Linked DNA regions of Homo sapiens: region 1 is linked to region 2. Evidence: read pairs that join two places in POLR2A ChIA-PET (ENCODE). Cell type or tissue: A673. All regions are shown on one strand. Links, peaks and the distances in the headings refer to the core of each region. The heading gives the core; the rest is flanking DNA.

Evidence for each region. ChIA-PET counts read pairs that join two places held together with the same protein. Peaks named below come from ENCODE experiments on the same cell type or tissue, not always from the same donor. Only the 100,000 strongest peaks of a DNase experiment are listed, where the experiment ranks them.
Region 1: POLR2A ChIA-PET joins it to region 2 with 13 read pairs; 3 of 35 experiments call an interaction of 5 or more read pairs at or near these places.

The regions. Positions count from the first base shown.
Region 1 is chr20:25,189,651-25,195,202 of GRCh38, forward strand. It overlaps LOC101926889 (a long non-coding RNA gene), which reads right to left. Exons shown (of 6, transcript NR_109994.1): 2 at 568-652. Among named protein-coding and RNA genes, the nearest start is that of ENTPD6, 3.3 kb to the right of the region's middle. RefSeq lists an enhancer at 5,518-5,552. In A673, for the core only: no CTCF peak of the experiment used is centred there; no DNase peak of the experiment used is centred there; H3K27me3 peaks cover 986 bases.
Region 2 is chr20:25,036,008-25,041,559 of GRCh38, forward strand. The region is part of intron 2 of ACSS1 (acyl-CoA synthetase short chain family member 1); the gene reads right to left. Among named protein-coding and RNA genes, the nearest start is that of ACSS1, 19 kb to the right of the region's middle. RefSeq lists a silencer at 386-680. In A673, for the core only: no CTCF peak of the experiment used is centred there; a DNase peak (open chromatin) is centred at 514; H3K27ac peaks cover 2,119 bases.

The DNA.
Region 1 (5,552 bases), core at 281-5,280, 150 kb after region 2:
TGGGCCGGCGCGGTGGCTCACGCCTGTAATCCCAGCACTTTGGAAGGTTGAGGCAGGTGGATTGCCTGAGGTCAGGAGTTCGAGACCAGTCTGGCCAACATGGTGAAACCCCGTCTCTACTAAAAATACAAAAGAATTAGCTGGGCATGCCAGCGTGTGCCTGTAATCCCAGCTACTTGGGAGGCTGAGGCAGGGGAATTGCTTGAACCAGGGAGGTGGAGGTTGCAGTGAGCCAAGATCATGCCACTGCACTCCAGCCTGGGTGACAGAGCGAAACTCCATCTCAAACAAAAAAGAAAATTAGTGGAGAAAAATAATAATATCATGTATAGATGAAGGAAATGCACAAAATAAAACTGAACATTCATTAATGATTTTTTAAAACTCTTAAACTAGAAATAGAAGAACATTTTCTTAATCTGGTAGACGACAACCTATACAATGTAAAATGCTAAAGGCCCTCATGGAGAGAAGACAGTCCATTAACAGCTACTCTAAATGGGACAATCTGTTCACACCAGTCTCCCCCTACCAGGACAGTCGACCAATTGCCAAGAACAGTATTACCTGTTTTACAGCTGCACTTCATGTGGTCCCAACAAGACTATCACTACAGTGCAAGATGACATCTGTTGGATCATCCATCGGGAAGCTAAAAGAGACCACACAATGGCCCATGTGGCAGGCAGGAATCATAAATGCCAAGTTCTCTTGGGGAAGAGTAGGGTTTCCCTCACATTTTTTCTTGTTTGTAGTAGATTTTGGAAAATGGAAGGCTAGCCATGAGCAGGGAAGATCTGACTTTTTTGGTGAGTTACAGGAAAAATATTTGGTAGAGAAAGCAGTGATTTGTGGTTATAGATTTCAGGGAACCAAAGGAAGAAATCAGAGCAGTGGCTAAGATGTTTTGTTTGATATTATTAACAAATGACCTATGAGTGATGGTATCTTAGGTTGAATTCTTCCAAAACAAATTCTAAAGAATGATTTGAGTGCAAGTAGTTTATTTAGGAGGTGACACCAGGAAAAACCAGTAGAGGAGTGGGGCAGTGAGACAGGGAAGGGAGGAAAGCCAGTGTGGGTTACCGCTCTGGACCACTGTGTTCAATGCCAAGTAGACATGCCGGAGAGTTGTCCTGAGTGGAAAGGGAGCCAGGGTCTTTGCACCTGACATGGGCTGAAACTGCTCTCAGAAGCATTACCTCCTGGCACTTCCTCTGCCAAAAGAAGGCCCTGCTGTGGAGAGTCACGGGAGCACACAGTGGGACAGACACAGGCAGGAGGCCTGGCAGCCTCTGCTACAGAGACACTGCACAGTCCATGTTCTGTTCCTTCACTGAGCAGACAGCTTTGCAGCTGTCCTCCTGGACTTTTGTGAGTAGGTGGACACATGTGAGCAAGCCACACACAATAGAGGGCTTCCTCCACTATTACTCAAGTTAGGTAAATTGAGGCAGCTTGGTAACTCACCAACCTCTTCTAAAACATTCTCACCCCCAAAAAGCAGGGCCAGGCACTCCCCCCTGCTGTCAGAACACTTGCATACATGTTCTGCTGGAGCCCATGTCTCAGTTATCTGCTCCTGCATTCCTAGGGCGGGTGCCAATTGGCTTCCTTCACCTTCTGCCTGCAGGGCTGAGCTGCTTCTGGCTGACAAGTGAAAACATTAGAAGCACCCTCATCAATCCATCCATTTCTTCAAGAAATATTTTATATGTTGACTTCATTTGAGTTTACCCAAAGGCAGTTTGAGTCAAGAGCTTAGATGCAGGTAGTTGACCTGGGAGGTGATTCCCAGAAGCAGGAGAGAGAGAGAGAGAGAGAACCGAGAAAGATCGGAGGACCAACCCAAGGGGGCATTACTGAGCTGATCACCACTAAGGGTCACTGAGGCTCACTTCTACTGAGGACTCAGAATTGGTCCTCTGGGGACAGAAGGCTGAGGTATATATCCCCAGTTAATTAAGGGTTGCTGTGAAGGAGGTTCACTGTGCATTGGTTACCAACATGTCTGTGTCCAGTGAGAGAGAACGCATTCATACTCAATAAGTTATATGAAGCAAATTTATTACTTACAGACAGGCAGCAAGGGACAAGAGGAGCATTCATTGCAAGCTGGTTGCCTGAGGCTCAGGAAATCTGCTCAGGGCAAATGGAGTCTCAACTGGGCATGCCCCACTTGCACCACAGACGAGGAATGCCAGAGAGCAGCCTGCCCTGGGTTTAACATCCCAGGGTAATGTGATTTGCTGGGCAGTGTTGAAGGACATCCTATTTTCAGCAGGAGACTGGAACTGACCTTGGGCTGTTCAGCCAGTTCTCCCTTATCTCAAGATGCTGCAATCCTAGCACATTCTGCAGTTATTCCTGAGAACTACATGGTAAAAAGGGGACTGGGTCTGTCCAAGGCCACCCAAACTGCCCTGCAGTTGCCCCGGGGATGTTAAATTTCCCTGAATTCCAGGCTGCGCCTGCTCCCAAGGCTTCCGGAGAAAGTCGTAAGATAAGCCCTAAAGAGGACAGCAACGAGATGCTTGAGGTGGCAGCATTCAGGGGAACTCTCCACAACAATCAGAGAGCTGACGGCAGAGGCAGGCAAGGGACATTAGCACCAATAATGTATGCTACAGGCACCTACCATGTTCTAGACAGAGTGCCAGACATGCAGCAGTGAGCAGGACAGACCAACTTATTTGTTCTCATGGAGCTTCATTTCAGTAGTGGAACAAAGAATTTACCAATAAACAAGTCAGCAAACAAGTAATGACGGGTGTTGTGTCTTTGCAAAAATTATGACAATAAGAAAAATATGACATAGGAAAATTACAACAGTGAAAGAAAGCTGGCCTAACCGACTCCATCTTCTAACCTCCAATCTGCCTTTGCACATTCCTGGGCATAGGCCAAACAAATCTGTGGAGAAACTTAGTTTATAATTTCACTTTAAACCAAATATAACAGCCCCCCCCTGAAACAAACCTCCTTCTTGCTTGGGGACCAGACCACCTTTGTGAAACTAACAAATTAGCCACAAGATTAAAATTTATGGGCCGGGCGCGATGGCTCACACCTGTAATCCCAGCACTTTGGGAGGCCAGGGTGGGCAGATCACCTGAGGTCAGTAGTTCAAGACCAGCCTGGCCAACATGGTGAAACCCTGTCTCTACTAAAAATATAAAAATTAGCCGGGCGTGGTGGCAGGTGCCTGTAATCCCAGCTACTCAGGAGGCTGAGGCAGGATAATTGCTTGAACCCGGGAGGCAGAGGTTGCAGCGAGCCGAGATCACACCATTGCACTCCAGCCTGGGGGACAAGAGCAAGACTTCATCTCAAAAAAAAAAAAAAAAAAAAATTATGGCTTAGGAGTCATGCAGCCCGAAGCCACAAGATTCCTAACCTCCATAATTGCTCCAATAGATAATATTACTATTATATAACATAAGATTGGTGTTCAAGGTATTTTTCAGACCCCACATTGTGATGGACTAGCCACCCAGACTGGTAAACTGGCTATCTCGTCTTGTGACCCCAACCCAGGAACTAACCCAGAGCAAGACGAAAGCTTCATCTCTTCAGGATTTCATCCCTAACCCAACCAATCAGCACTCACCATTCCCTAGCCCCCTGACTGCTAAACTATCTTTTAAAAACCCTAGCCTCCAGACTGGCACAATCCCAGCACTTTGGGAGGCCAAGGAGGGCAAATCACTTGAGAGCAGGAGTTCGAGACCAGCCTGGCCAACACGGTGAAACCCCGTCTCTACTAAAAATACAAATAATTAGCTGGGCATGGTGGTGTGCGCTTGTAATCCCAGCTACTTGTAAGGCTGAGGCATGAGAATCGCTTGAACAGGAGGTGGAGGTTGCAGTAAGCCTAGACTGCACCACTGCACTCCAGCCTGGACAACAAAGCAAGACACTGTCTCAAAAACAAACCCCCCCCAAAAAATTCCTTAGACTCCGAATTTGAGGAGAGGCTGATTTGAGGAGTAATAAGCCTCTGCTCTCCTGGTTAGCCAGCTCTATGTGTATCGAACTCTTTATTGCAATTCCCATCTTGAAAAATTGGCTCTATCTGGGCGACAGGCAAGAAGAAGCTGTTGGGTGGTTACAGTGTGATGAGTGCTATGAAGGAAATAACATAAAAGGTGACAGAGAATAACTAGAGGAGGCCATTCTAGATAAAATGGTCTGAGGAGGTGACATTTGAGCTGAGTATTAAACATTGAGAAACAATCTACGAAGGGAAGATGTGGTGCAAGACCTTTCCAAGCAGTGTATAATACACACAAAAGCCCATGCCAGCAAAAAGATTTTACTTTCACAAATTCTAGAAACTCTAAGAGTAAAAAGTGGTGAAAAGAAAGGAAGTGATAACACATGTTGCCAAGTGCAGCAGGCAGAAACAGGGCCATCACCACTTCACGACAGGATCTCAAAATACTAGGAAGTGTAAATTAAAACCATGAGATATAGTTTTGTCATTATTGGATTGGGAAAGATCCAAAAGTTTGGAAAGACCCCACTGGTGAAGATGTGTGGAAACCCACAGTCTTACACATTATTTGCCAGAGTGTAAATTAGTACAGTGTCTAAGGGGGGCAATTTAGCCACGTTTGGCTAATATATTATTTTAAAGGACATATCCCACCATAGCCAATTCCACCTCTAAGAATATTTCTGACAGATATACCCACATGCATGCACAAAGACAATCCACGGGATCCAGTCACATTATTCCTAACCCAAAGCAACTGGGAAACACTTCAAGGTCCATCAGTGAAGGCCCGCATAGGCTAACCTCTGTAATAACCAAATCTCAGTGGCAGTGTCCAACCAGGTGCTTGTGGGCGACCTTCCAACAGGCACCGCATTGCCCGGCTGCCAGGCCGGGCCTGTGTACTGTCCCCGCATCCCATACAGCTAGCACTTATTCACCCTCAAAAGCGTCCCATCCTGAAAATAAACTCTTGCCCACTTGGTGCTTCAGGAACCTGGGCTTCTTCCACTAATAGCTCTCCCAGATGCCCCAGTGCGCAGGTGGGGCCGTCCTCTAGGACCAGGCCTGGCTGGGGCGCACCCACACCTCCTTGGCCAGACGCCATGGGCCGGGAAGGGGCTCTGGCCCTTGCGGGAATGAGGGCGCCTAGCATAGGTGTGCAAGTGGGCAGCCCCCACCGTGGGGTCCTTAAGTAAGCTGGAGCCTGTGAGCCAGGACAGTCAGGAGTTGCAACCTTGGTGATTTCTAGGAAGACAGAAAATGGGGTCAAGGGCCGGGTGTGGTGGCTTATGCCTATAGACCCAGCACTTTGGGAGGCCGAGGCAGGCGGATCACCTTAGGTCAGGAGTTCGAGACCAGCCTGACCAACAGGGCGAAACCTCGTCACTACTAAAGGTACAAAAATTAGCCAGGCGTGGTGGCGCACACCTGTAATCCCAGCTACTCAGGAAGCTGAGGCAACAGAATCGCTTGAACCCGGGAGGCAGAGGTTGCAGTGAGCTGAGACCACATCACTGCACTCCAGCCTGGGTGAGAACCTGTTAAAAAAAAA
Region 2 (5,552 bases), core at 162-5,161:
CTCACTACCTGCAGGATCCTCTTATGTAGCACCCTAGTGGGTTTCCAAAGCACGGGGACATGCAGCTTTCTGAGTCACTAAAATGAGTTAGAGTTTTACTTTTAAGTCCAAGAAGAAATATAACACTTGTTGTTCAGGTACTGAGCAGGATATTTAGGTTTGTCTGCAGTGTACTCTGCCGGGTCAAGCTTTTGGTGCAGACGTATGCAAATGATGTGCACAAAAATACAAATGTGGCCTTGTGTTCCTGGTGCTTAACACTAGGAAAACGCTGACTGGCCTTGGGGAAGGAAGAAGACTTATTACCAACTCTTAACATCAATTGGGAATAACTTTTATCCAATGCTAAAGATACAATCTGACTGCAAGTAATTGTGACCAACACGATAACTGCCTGAACTCAGACGGTACAACTGCACCCCTGCCCCCCACCCCCCGCCTCAGAATTTAAAATTAGTCCAAAACAGGAAACAGCTGGAAACAGAGTTCAGAGAAAAGAGAGGAAGAAATACACTGGTATTTATTTTTTCATCTGTCTTTCAATCAGAGCTAGTTTTGTCACGGTTAATATTGAAAGTGTCTTTTCCTCCTAGACATTTCCTGATGAAGGCCCAGGATAAGTAAGTCCTGTGTGTGCTCTCGTGTTTAAGAAATAAACAAATTAAGGCTGGGCATAGTGGCTCACAGCTGTAATCCCAGCATTTTGGGAGGCTGAGGCAGGCAGATCACTTGAGGTCAGGAGTTTAAGACCAGCCTGGCCAACCATAGCAAAACCCTGTGTCTACTAAAAATACAGAAATTAGCCAGGCGTGGTGCTGCATGTCTGAATCCCAGCTACTTGGGAGGCTAAGGCAGGAGAATCGCTTGAACCCAGGAGGTGGAGATTGCAGTGAACTGAGATCCCATCACTGCACTGCAGCCTGGGTGACAGAGCTAGACTCTGTCAAAAAAAAAAAAAGAAGAAGAAGAAAGAAAGAAAAAGAAAGAAAGAAGAAAGAAAGGAAGGAAGGAAGGAAGGAAGGAAAGAAAGAAAGAGGGAAAGAAAGAAATTGAGAATGCATGATTGTTTATTGCTTACAATTATTCTGGCAGTCAGTATTCATGAAATAAACATTAGCTAACAGACTTCTTTGTTGTCCATCAAGTACAAGGTCTGCTTGGGTAGAGATCTGGGTTTTGCTTATTGCCTTCCTCCTGGCATCCACCTAGCTCATATAAGGTACTCAATAAATATTTGTTGAGCAAATGGGCGCAGCAGGTGAGCATGAAGTGGGAAGGACCTCCACCAAGAGCGACACCCACCCTGCAGACACCCTGTGTCCTCCTTCCCCTGAGGGGCTAGGCTGCTGTCACCTTGCATCACGCTGGCATGAAGATGTGCTGCTGCTCTGAGAAGCAAATGGGAAGGACCCCCTCTGAGAAACCAGCCTACAGAAACGTTTCATTTTCTTCTGCCAATAAGGGAAGTAAACCCAGGTAATTGTCTTGATATGTGAAGGCCTCTGACAGACACAAAGCATTTCCTCAGGCTCAGTCACTTCTCTCCAAGCACCGGTGCTGATGGGGGCTGGGGAAGGCCAACTCCATGGTCTAGATCCAAAACTTGAAAGGACATTCCTATGCTGTCTCTAGAATTTGATATTTTCTTCAGCATGCTGTGTCAGGAACATATTCGTAGTAAGAGAAGAAAGGATCAGCCTTAGGGAAGGGAAGCCTGGCGAGGCTGACCCCTTCTCACGCAGGAGGAGCGTGGAAGGCCACGCAAAGCATGGATGGCCAGCTCGCATCTCATGGACCCAGGCCTGGGGAACAGACTCCTTCCCTCCTGGCAGCCTCCTCTGGCCCTGACATTACTGTAGCCACTGACTGTCATTCAATGGTGGTAAGATTTGCTCACTCTGCTGAGAGAACAGAAGACCAGGAAGTCAGCTAGCAGGGCTCATAAACCAAGTATGAAATTTCTCACGTCATTATTTGATGTCATGACCATGACATTTAGCAAAGAGAAGCTGCCGTGAAAACATAAAGTGGCAGCCGCACTTGAACATGAATGGTCCCCTGGGCCAAGGCGGGCCCAGGCACAGCGAGGGCCCCCAGGAGACATGAGCTGAGTTGCTAGTAGTGATGCCAGCTCAGCCAGTAACAAGATCACTAAAGCTATGTGTGTTCTAAATTCCTTATGGAAAGTGAAAGTCTCTTCCCTGAGGTTTTGCTAGACTCTGTGGAAAGCGCTGAACCTGCAAGTTTATCACTCAGGAGTCTCACGGGAGGCCAAACAATGACTGATCAGAGAGCAGGGTTCCCAACACAGCCCCCCACACCACTGGGGCCTGAACTGTCTCATCTGTGAAATGGCCTAATAATAGGACCCACTACCAAGGTGGTCGTGGAGACCAAATATGAAGTTGCAGGCACCTTTGAAGGTGACCTGTAAACAGTGGCCATAATGACTGCAGAAAATACAAGACATGGGAAAAAGAGAATTATTGAACACTGATGGACCTTTAAGAAAGGTGGGCACCTCAGGCACCTCCTTCTCAGGAGGGCAGGTGCAAAATGCTGGTTTGCCTTATGGAAGCTGCAGTCTCCGTGTCGCCGGCTCAGGGCACATGCACCTCAGCTGTGTGAATGCCTTGCAGGAAGCCCTCACCTGCACAGCCTGCCTGCTCCATGCCCCCAAGGCAGGTGCTGAGGGCGGGAGTAGATCTGAGAAGGATGCAGAGCCTCCTACAGTTGGGGTTGCTGCCAGTCTGGGGGTTCCAGGCACTCAGCCCGAGGCCTGTGCTTCCAAAAGGCCAGAGGGAAGGCAGTTCCACCCCACATGCTCTGCACAGCCTACCACCATCTGCCATGTCGTCCTGTCACTGCCCCCCTGCTGGCTACCCAAGCTTCTCCAGCCATGATTGCCTGCCACTGCCAGCACAGGAAACCTCCTCTCCAGGCCCATGGCCTCCTACCTCCTCTGCATCCAGGGGGTATTCCCTCCCCTGCCCCTCCTCCCACTTGTCCTCACCCCACCCTCAGTTCACAGCCCCATCCCATGGAACAAGGACAGAACAGCTATCAAGCAAGTATCCTGTACCCAGGGCTGCTCCCACAGAGCAGGTTCCCATGGAGAACCCACTTAACCCTCACAACAGCCCATAGGTTCTGAGCTCCCCTTCCCTTCTTCACTTTCCTGATGAGGAAATTGAGGCATAGAGAAGTTGGGCCACTTTCTCAAGGCTATTCAGCTGAAGGAGTCAGGGCAGGATTCAAACCCAGGCCCAGCTCCAGGGGCCTTGCTGTCAGCCAGCTCCTCAGTATCAGAACCACTCCTATTGCAAAGGCTCCCAAACTTCAAAAGATTTGCCATCTGCCAATGCTATAATTATTCATGTAACATTTTTCTTGAGTTAGTTCACTTTTTTAATATAAATTTATTCTAAGAATGAACCTGAGGCTGATTCTCATTCAAAAGGGAAAGTTAGCAAGAGAAGTGCCCAAAGTCCCCACACGCATGGGGGTTCAATTGAGCCTTTCTTCTTGTCCCCAGAATGGAGGACAGGGCCGAGGGTGGGTGTGGAATGGCGTTTTCCTTCATCATTCAGTGTTTGGCTCCTCATTCAGGGCCACCTGCCCAGGGCATGCCTCCCCAGGCACAGGCAGGTCAAATCCCACATCCTTAGTTTTTCTTTTCTCCTCTAACCAGAGCCCAGGATGCAGTCAGCTTCTAAGAAAGCCTTGTAGGACTAAAGTACCAGGCCAGACTCCAGAGAAGCTCTGTCCTCATTCCTGTTAACGCCTGGTTTTCCCTTCGACCTCAGCACTTGGCCTTTGGCCCAAGTCTTGTCTCTGGAAAGGAAGTTCTTTCCCTTCCAGACACAAAGCCCAGCTCACATGACTGCGGGAACCAGGTGTCAATGCCTGAAGAACTCTGGAAGCTCCTGCAGGCTGGCAGCCCAGGACAAGAGCACACTGGGGGACTGGAGTCCTGGAAGCCAGCCCCGAGAACAGCTGGTGCCCTGGCAGAACATTCGCCCCTGGCTGGACAGACTTGTTTACCTCCTGGGAGAAAGCCACAGAAGTGAGTCCTTTCCCTTGTGGAATTTGGAAAGGGGTGTAGGTTTTAACATTCTGTAAACATTCACTTTCCCCTGTGGTTAAAAAAAAAACCACAGGAGATTTTTCAGGTCCCACTCCAAGTTTGCACACCCCACATGCCCTCTGTTCCGTCTCTCTGAATGGCTCTACCAGAGCCCATTCGGCTGCCACAGACACAGCACAACACAGGGCAGCCAACTTCACACAGAACGCTCCAGAGCCTGGACGCAGGTTGGGGGTCCTTCTATTTATCAGGCTTTCCTGGGAGTCCACACAACATTCCAGATTAACACCTGGAGGAGAGTAAGCCCTGGAGGGGAAGTTCACAGACACAGCCACACAGGTGGAAATCCAGAGAGCACAGCCACTTGGCATACCTGCCTCGGGCCCAGCGACTTTCCTTGCCTCTTGGCAGCAGCCTAGAGAAGCATCAAACTCCTCCAAAGAACAGGAGGCTCCTGCTCCCCAGTGCTGTGCTGGATAACAGCCAGTTTCTCTGCAAAAGAAGCCTTGACTTATAACATTTGCCAGTGATCATGGTGCAAATATTTCCACCGCTGATTCTCGGCTCCTGATAGGACTGACTGCACAAGGAAGATATGCACACACAACTGCTCCACGGAGCCCGTTTGACACTAGCCCCAGCCTGGGAGCCTGCAGCCCCAATACCCAAACCACCCAGCCCCAGGGGCAGCCTCCTCCTCTATCTTTGCAGCCACACCCCAGAAGCTGCCCAGATGCCCCACCCCAGGCCACCCTTAAAGTTCACTTGAACTAATTTTCCCCTTTATAAAACAATAATTGTTAATAATTTATGATTTCATTCCTTTTATTGAATAATTATTCATTTAAGGATAAGTAATTGCTAATAAAAACCTGTTAATTTGTCCGGGCGCAGTGGCTCATGCCTGTAATCCCAGCACTTTGGGAGGCCAAGGCGGGTGGATCACGAAGTCAGGAGATTGAGACCATCCTGGCTAACACGGTGAAACCCCGTCTCTATTAAAAATACAAAAAATTAGCCGGGCGTGGTGGCAGGTGCCTGTAGTCCCAGCTACTCAGGAGGCTGAGGCAGGAGAATGGCGTGAACCCAGGAGGCGGAGCTTTCAGTGAGCCGAGATTGCGCCACTGTACTCCAGCCTGGGTGACAGAGCGAGACTCCGTCTCAAAAAAAAAAAAAAAAAACCTGTTAATTTGGAAGGAAGGTGAGAAGCAAAAGCATGCAGCTTTTTCAGTCCACCCCGTGTGACCTCCAGGCCACACTCCCTCTGACCCTGGGTTTAAGATGGCATGGAGGGTCTGCATAAGCTCACGGCTGGGCTTCCACAGATGGCACCGTACTCCCGGGCATAAGGCCACGGGCTGAGAGCACGCCCACAGACTCTCCATGGCAGCCCTTGTCCCCAGGCCACCGCACGTGGCCTTGCAGCTCATCCCTGTTCAAAGGCACTACCCCAGGGATGCTGGAA